2 separate regions of the Homo sapiens genome follow, and region 1 is linked to region 2. Evidence: chromatin contacts called from ENCODE Hi-C or POLR2A ChIA-PET data. All regions are on one chromosome and are shown on one strand. Each heading gives the region's core, a stretch centred on a gene start or an enhancer-like site at or near the end of the contact. The rest is flanking DNA. Distances are from core to core; before and after follow the strand shown. Region 1 overlaps ZDHHC14 (zDHHC palmitoyltransferase 14). Region 2 overlaps ARID1B (AT-rich interaction domain 1B).

What was found. A loop is a pair of places that touch in the nucleus more often than their neighbours do. ChIA-PET counts read pairs that join two places held with the same protein, here RNA polymerase II (POLR2A). Pooled maps may share reads with other maps.
Region 1: a loop to region 2 is called in a pooled map, with 3 times the contacts of the local background. The contact joins two enhancer-like sites. A Hi-C loop is called at or near these places in 4 of 50 pooled maps. POLR2A ChIA-PET finds 5 or more read pairs at or near these places in 2 of 52 experiments (OCI-LY7 and activated naive CD4-positive, alpha-beta T cell).

Annotation. Positions count from the first base shown.
Region 1 is chr6:157,454,209-157,457,801 of GRCh38, forward strand. All of the region lies in intron 1 of ZDHHC14 (zDHHC palmitoyltransferase 14), which reads left to right. Among named protein-coding and RNA genes, the nearest start is that of MIR3692, 73 kb to the right of the region's middle. RefSeq lists an enhancer at 893-1,784. Within about 2 kb of position 1,726, at least 2 of the 41 ENCODE cell types and tissues checked have a DNase peak (open chromatin) inside an H3K27ac peak, as active enhancers do.
Region 2 is chr6:157,201,776-157,205,664 of GRCh38, forward strand. It overlaps ARID1B (AT-rich interaction domain 1B), which reads left to right. Exons shown (of 20, transcript NM_001374828.1): 19 at 2,091-2,221. Among named protein-coding and RNA genes, the nearest start is that of TMEM242, 120 kb to the right of the region's middle. Within about 2 kb of position 1,698, at least 2 of the 41 ENCODE cell types and tissues checked have a DNase peak (open chromatin) inside an H3K27ac peak, as active enhancers do.

The sequences.
Region 1 (3,593 bases), core at 476-2,975, 250 kb after region 2:
ATCCAAAACATGAAGGGACAAAGAAATAAGATCAAAAGACATGCATCAGCCATTCTTTAAGCACTGCCTACATATTTTCCTTGGTATGTTCTCAATATTTACTACTTTTAAAGGCACTTGTCTTCTAACATCAAGGAGTAATTCCCTGTTATCTCTCTACTTTATGTTAACATACCACACTCTTTAATTTCAGAAGACTCCTTGCTATGAAATGTGTGTATCCCTAAGAAAAAGAAGAAAAATGCAACATAACATTACTGATTTTAAAATGCTTTTAATGCAGCTTCTTCTTTTTTTTTTTTTTTTTTGCCACGAGTCTCACCCTGTTTCCCAGGCTAGAGTTCAGTGGTGGTGTGATCCTAGCTCACTGCAGCCTTGAACTCCTTGGCTCAAGTGATTCTCCCACCGCCTCAGCCTCCCCAAGTGCTGGGATTACAAGCGTGAGCCATGGGACCTGGCCTTAATGCATCTTTAAACATGAACTGACACAATTTAAAGAGCAAATAGATATAAATGCTCTAATTTTTCTTTTAGCACATAAAAAGCATCTGAAAATTTTGATAGTTTCTGCCATGTTAATGGAGTTATTTAATAGAAGCCACAGGCCAAGCAGTTATTTTCTTTTGTTAATGCTGTATTTGATGCTGACATGGTGTTAAATATTCCTAAGCCCCAGCAGAAGCACAATATTGATTTCAGTTGGACCAGAAAGCATCCTTTTGTGAGTGCCTCTGACAGTCCTGTGAACAATGCTGTTGGTTACTCTGGGCTGAAAACAGGCCTCAGTTTCAGTGTCACCATTTTAACACTCTCATTTATCGCAAACTGACGGGCCCATCCATTCTAGCTGCACATCTGTGGCCTGATGTTTCCTGGGAGGCGCAGCCAGGCCACTTTGAAAGGCAGCAAAAAGCTTTTAGGAGTGAACTGAGCAGGGCAGTCACTGCAGTATCATTGCCTCCCGAAGTTCTTGAAGCATTTCCCAGTCTGCATGGGCAGGAGGACCCAGGGTTTGTGATGAGCACCTGCTGCAGAAAGACTCGGTCTTCCTGAAGATGTGAGGCAGCAGAAGTGCTCTAGAGATGCCTTCACAAGGGCAGAGTGATCAGTCACCATGCCTTAGAGGCAAAGCACTCAGGAACTGAGAAAAGACAAAAGCAGGGGAGGAAAGCGTTCTGGCCTGGAAGGGTGACGCTGGCATGGGGGTTCCTGTTGAGTGCCTTTCCTCATTGTCCTTCCTACCCTGAATGAAGCAGGTGAACCACATGGGAAATCTGTCCAGACTTTTGGCAGACAGTGAGTTTTCTCCAGGTCTTTCTTAAGTCTGGAGGCCCTGATGCCGCCGGCCTTTGTGCTTGCGTTTGTGTTGTTTTCTAGATCCTGGAGTTACAGTGAGCTGGGGGTCCTGTTGAGGGGCTGGTTAGAGCCTTGCAGCTTCCCACCTGGCACACCCCTCGCTCCTCCGGCAGGAACCGGGCCATTTCGGGGACATTGTAATTTTCTTCATGAGGAACAGAATGTGATCTTTCTTACAGTCAACTGGGGATACAAGCGGCTCTTGTTAGAAGGAAAACGACTGTAGAACACAGCATTTTCTCTCAGATAAAGCAGTTAGTTTTAGAAAGGAAATTAGAGAGAGAAAGTAACACGTTGGCCCATTGTGTGTCTGAGCGGCGCTCTGCCTGCAGCTATCTCCGTGTCAATGGCATCCTTTGATAGTCGCAGTGGACCGGGTCACACCCCTTTAATCTGACTTGTGGGGGAAAGAAGAGAATTATCCTTAGGCCTCAGAGAAAGAACAGAGGAAATGGGAGTTTTGCTTTTTCGGCGAGGATTTAGGTTTCATCGGAGTTCATTTATGTTTGCAGATTGCGCCCTCCGTTATGAAAACACATCCTTTCCTTCTACTCCCGGAGGAGGCCTGCTGCGGGAGGGAAGCTCTTCCTGACCTCTGCCTCCCCGAGGAGGCTGCCACGGCGCGTGGCCCTAGATTCTGACAGAGGTACTGGGCTTGGGTTTGAGCAAAAGCAAAGACAGTTCCAGTGATGTGTCCTGTTAGCCCTTCGATTTTAGCATTTTCGGTTGATTGGCCTGAAAACAGGTGCTGCTCAGGCAGCTCGTGATCCACTTGGCCCTCTCCTCGTTCATCCTGGGGCTGCCAAAGCAATGGGTAGAGAATCAAGGCCTGGCCTAGAGTCCAGGCTCTCCCTAGTCATAAGTGTGGGATGTTGCCTCCCCCATGGAGCCAGGGTTTTTGCAAAGTGGGAAGGACAGTAGCTACCTAAAACGGCACTCAGCGCTGTTAGGGACCTGACGTGACATTATTTATTCGAGAACACCCTTAAAACTGTCAAGAATTGAGTAAGACAAAGCACCACCATGTTTCTCCCTGGCAGTACGAGCTGCTTCAGAGAGCAGGTGTGGGCAGAGAGAGGAAGTGAGCCTTATCAGCCTGATCTTTCAGTCAGGTTTTTACATTTTTTTAAAAAGAAGTTTGGAAATTTACCAAGGGAGGAGGAGATTGAAGAAGAATTTTACAATTATTTGGAGAATTCAGTGAACCGTTCTGTTTCTGTCCACCTCTTTTTGAAATTACTGAGAAGTAACGTTTTCATTAGTAATCGCATTACATGTGCTGGTACAAAGACTGAGTTGTGGGCCGGGCGTGGTGGCTCATGCCTGTAATCCCAGCCCCTTCGGAAGGCCAAGGCGGGTGGATCACCTGATGTCAGGAGTTCGAGAGCAGCCTGGCCAACATGGTGAAACTCTGTCTCTACTAAAAATACAATAATAAATAAATAAATAAATAAATAAATATTAGCCAGGTGTGGTGCATGCGCCTATAGTTCCAGCTACTTGGGAGGCTGAGGCAGGAGAATCGCTTGAACTCGGGAGGTGGAGATTGCAGTGAGCCGAGATTGCACCATTGCACTCCAGCCTGGGTGACAAGAGTGAAACTCCATCTAAAAAAAAAAAAAAAAAAAGACCGAGTTGGGATGGGCACTTTTTTGGCGCCAGAGTGGGCCACAGACTGAGATTCTGTGGTTGAGGTGTTTATCAGGGCTTCCAGCGTGGGCTCTGGGAACTTCATTTGTTTGGCCACAGCAAATAGAAATGGAGCCCAGGAGTGGGAATGCTAGCTGGTATTGTAAAATCTGTTTTGTGATCATTTGGGAATGCCATTCCCTGGAACTGGAGTATGAAACTGGAAATTTGCTCTAAGAATTCTGGAGAACTATCCTATCATGTTTTAAAACGGACAATAAAGCCTGTACTGTTCTTACTTTCTGCCTTTGTCAGCAAGTAGGAGTACACAAAAATGAAGTAAAGATGTTACAATATTCACTGGAATATTTATCAATCATTTAAGTATTATACCACTGCTTTTTTCATAATCCTGAAATGATGGAAATGTGATTTTACTGTGAACTATTAGTCAGTGATATTCATGTCCAAAATTATGCCTGGGACCAAATTGCCCTTGGCATCGGGGGTCTCTTTGGGGTCTGACATGTAGATCCTGTATAGATTCTGTGTTCCTGGTTTTACTGTTTCTGAGTGGGTCTCATCCACTGGCCACTGCCTGGCCTCTA
Region 2 (3,889 bases), core at 448-2,947:
ATAACACGGTGAAATAAAATGGTAGTTTTACGTGTGAATGTTATTTGTGTGAAAGATTAGAGCTTCAAGTAAGAGATCAGGGAATCCTGAGTGGTTATATGCTGTATTTTGGGCTTAAAGATTTGAACTTAACCAAGCCACTTAATCACTACAATACGTGCCTAACAGACCCCCCCATGAGGCTAATGAAATGCTAAAGGTGACCTGAGAAAATCTGAAGGCAAGCCACTCTGTAATTTGGTGACAACATACAGTGAATTTCCGTGGGAAAAAGTTAAAGCTTGTATGTAATATGTAGATTGATAGATGGTATGACATAAAGAATATGCTATGCTGTGATACATAGAACTGATATCATCCAATGCACTGGTAGACTTGGGCCAAGAACCATGTCAATCGAATGCTGATGTTGCTTGTTTATCCTCTGTGGGATGTTCTGAATACTAATCAGAGGTCTGGACTATCTGGAAGTACACACAGGGTTTCTGCATTATTTTTGAAGTACTTTTAACACAGGAAGGAAGATAATAGATCTGAGTTATATTAGGAAAAATTACTCAAAAAATATCAAGAACAAATTGACTTAAAATCTTTTTCAGTGATTAGAAAATTAAAGATATTAATAATTTGAAAGACATCAATCACTGGACATTAAGGAGATGTAGATTGAGAGACCAGGGCAGGAGAATCACTTGAACTCAGGAATTCGAGACCACCCTTGGACAACCTAGCAAAACCTCGTCTCTACTAAAAAGAAAAAAAATTAGCCAAAAGTGAGATTCATTTCTGTAGTCCCAGCTATTCAGGAGGCTGAGGTAGGAGGATCACTTGAGCCCAGGAGATCAAGGCTTCAGCAGTGACTGTGCCACTGTATACACACACACACACACACATATTCCTTTATATATATCTATCCATTTATATATAATGCATGTGTATCTATATCCCTTTATATATATATATAGATAGATATAAATATAGATATATAGATATATATAGAATATGTGTGTGTGTGTATTTATATGGGGTTGCAGAGGGAGAGAAGGAGACACAGACACTGAGCACCATTTTATATATAGAAATATATACACACACACACACGTGTATTGTGTGTTTATGTGTGTATATGTATGTTTAAATAAATACATCTAAATTTTCTAAAAATCTCCCAGTGCGGGTTATATAGCATTTGTCTTCAACCTAGGGAAATTTACATGTTTATTTTTAAAAGTAATTTTGATTTTTTTATTGTAAAAACAGTATGTAGCTATCTTAGAAAATTTTAAAACAGATAAAATAAAAGTGGAAAAGCCACGGTGTCTCCCCCTCATGCAATGATTCTTGGTGCCTGGAGAATGCCCCCAGCCTCCAGGCAGCTCCAGGGATCTGGCCGAGCTGGGTCTCATGGCAAATCTTCCAAACTTTCTACCTGATCATTTTGTTTCCTTCAGTAGCAGGAATAGGGAAAACAACAAATTACTTCCCATTCTGTGGCTCCAGCCATACTCCTGAGAAATCTGAGCCATCAAAGTGCTAATATTTATCACAGCATGTTCTGAGGGCAGGAGCACAGGACTAGAGGAAAGCAGCCTGGGAAGCCAAGGCCGTGTGTCTGAGGAGGCTGTCTTGGAGTTAAATTTTGCTTCCATGTTCTGCATACTTGGCGGCCTTCCAGGACGCCACCTTGAGACACTCGTGAGTGGTGAAGCCAAAAGAAGACAAATACCACTTTTGGGTTTGACTCATTTATTAAAAGCTCTGATACCACATTGCAGACTCTGTAGGGTGGCTGAAAGAAATAACCCGGCCATGAGAAAGGACCATCTGTGCTCAACCACTCCACCTCCAGAAGCACTTTCGGCCCCTGCGTGACCAACAAAGCGAGATCTGAAACCACAAAAGTTTCTCGTTACAGCTATGGCCTCCATTTAAAATCGGAAATGATCACGCTTAACTGTCCTTGAGAGCATTTGTTTAAAGTCAATATTTAACTTAACACTCCACTTATTTTTTCTTACTCTTTCGTTAACTTTCGTTCTTTCATGCATAGAGTCAACATTCATGATATCCTTGTTCTTCCCCATCTTCAGTTACTCCTGAGGCGTGGCGTGTGATGATGTCCCTTAAATCAGGTCTTTTGGCTGAGAGTACGTGGGCTTTGGACACTATTAATATTCTTCTGTATGATGACAGCACTGTTGCTACTTTCAATCTCTCCCAGGTAAGCCAGCATAGTCCAACTAACAACCAAATTAGGATAGGAGAGCATCAGGCCATGCACATTTGTGCTTGAACTAATGCCTGAGTTGATGAGCACTGACCGTCCAACACTGTTAATCACTGCAGTTGTTATCAACCAGCCTTAATCAATGTAGAGTTATCTGGGATAATATTCACTGTAGTCTTTAGTGTGTGTACACACACATACCTCTATTTCTTATGAGAGAACAGTGACTGTGTGTGTATGTGTATATGGGATAGATGACAGTAGTAACATTAAATTGTTCAGAATGAATATTAGCTGGCCAATGGGAAGAAATCAAAATGTAACATTAAGTTGTGACTGGAGTCAGCATTGGAAACACAGTTGGTTGCAATGGGACATAACCCTGCTTTCCAGGAGGACTTGACATCTTCTTTTCATTAAAAAGATATTCAAGATTTAGAAATTTTATATTCTATACATTTATAGAATGTATAAATATATATAGAAGGAGAGAGAGCAGTTTAATGAACCCCCATGTACCTGTCAGTCAGCTAAAATAGTTATGAACTCATGGCTAAACTTACTTCTTAGTCTATGCTCTCTCATTTCTGCCTCTCTCCAGGTTATTTTGAAGCAGTCATGTAAAAGCCTACTACTTTTAATGAGCTTAAACCCCTCCTTTGTTCAGAGGTAGGCTTCAGGTAGCTTCCAGCATAATAGCTAGAAGAGAGGAGCACTGAAGTTTGGGGAAAATGCCCGAGTCCACTGGGCTATAGACTTTTAAAGAAATATTTAGAAATAAAAAATGGAAAAAGGTCATTTTCCCTATAGTATACAAACAACTCTCTACTTTGAGTGCAAAAACTAAAACACTTAATTTCCTTGCTTCTAAGGAAATAAGACCAGAATCTTCTACTTCTTTCTTCTCTCATTTAAGCCCTCATTATCAGCCTAGAAAGGCAATTTTTCAATTGCTAGAAAGTTTATTAATAAGGTCATAAACATTGTACGAGTTCTGTGTTAACAGAAAATAAGTATTTAAAAACTGTATACTGCATTTGCTAGAGTAATGCGCTTTCATCCTTATGTTAGGTGAACTGTTGTTGATCACATATTTGCATAACCAGAATTGCTTTATTAACTTTCCCTTTTCCCCTGGAAAAAAAAGGGAAAATGCCCTTGGAACATTGTGCCTTCAGCACACTAAAAGCAGTTCTTTCTAGTTGGTGCTGGGGGCTTCCCCTGACTTCTTAAAAATTGTTCCAACTCTACTTTCAAGAAACTGACAGTAGGATATGAAGGTATAGCTGATTTCCAGAACATCTACCGGGAAAGAATCCTTGTTAGAATCCTTGTTACTTACTCTTTAGAGTTCCTAAACATGGTGGGGGGTGTTGGGAGAGAGGGCAGTTGCTAATCGTGAAGTGTATTGGTTTTTTCTTGGTACAGTTGCTTAAAGGAAACCAAACTTGTTCTTGTAGTCAGTGGTTCTCTCATAGTGGTTTTTGCCTTTCAGCTAGAGTCATAAATAACTGAAATGTAAAATTGCATTTTATGAAACATTTTAATTTATTTATCATAGGCTAAATTGATTTGTTTTTAATTTTCAGTGTTCATGAGCTACCACATTGCTGAAATTATCTTCTCCAAAAGATATATAGAGAACATAAATTAGGGTGACCT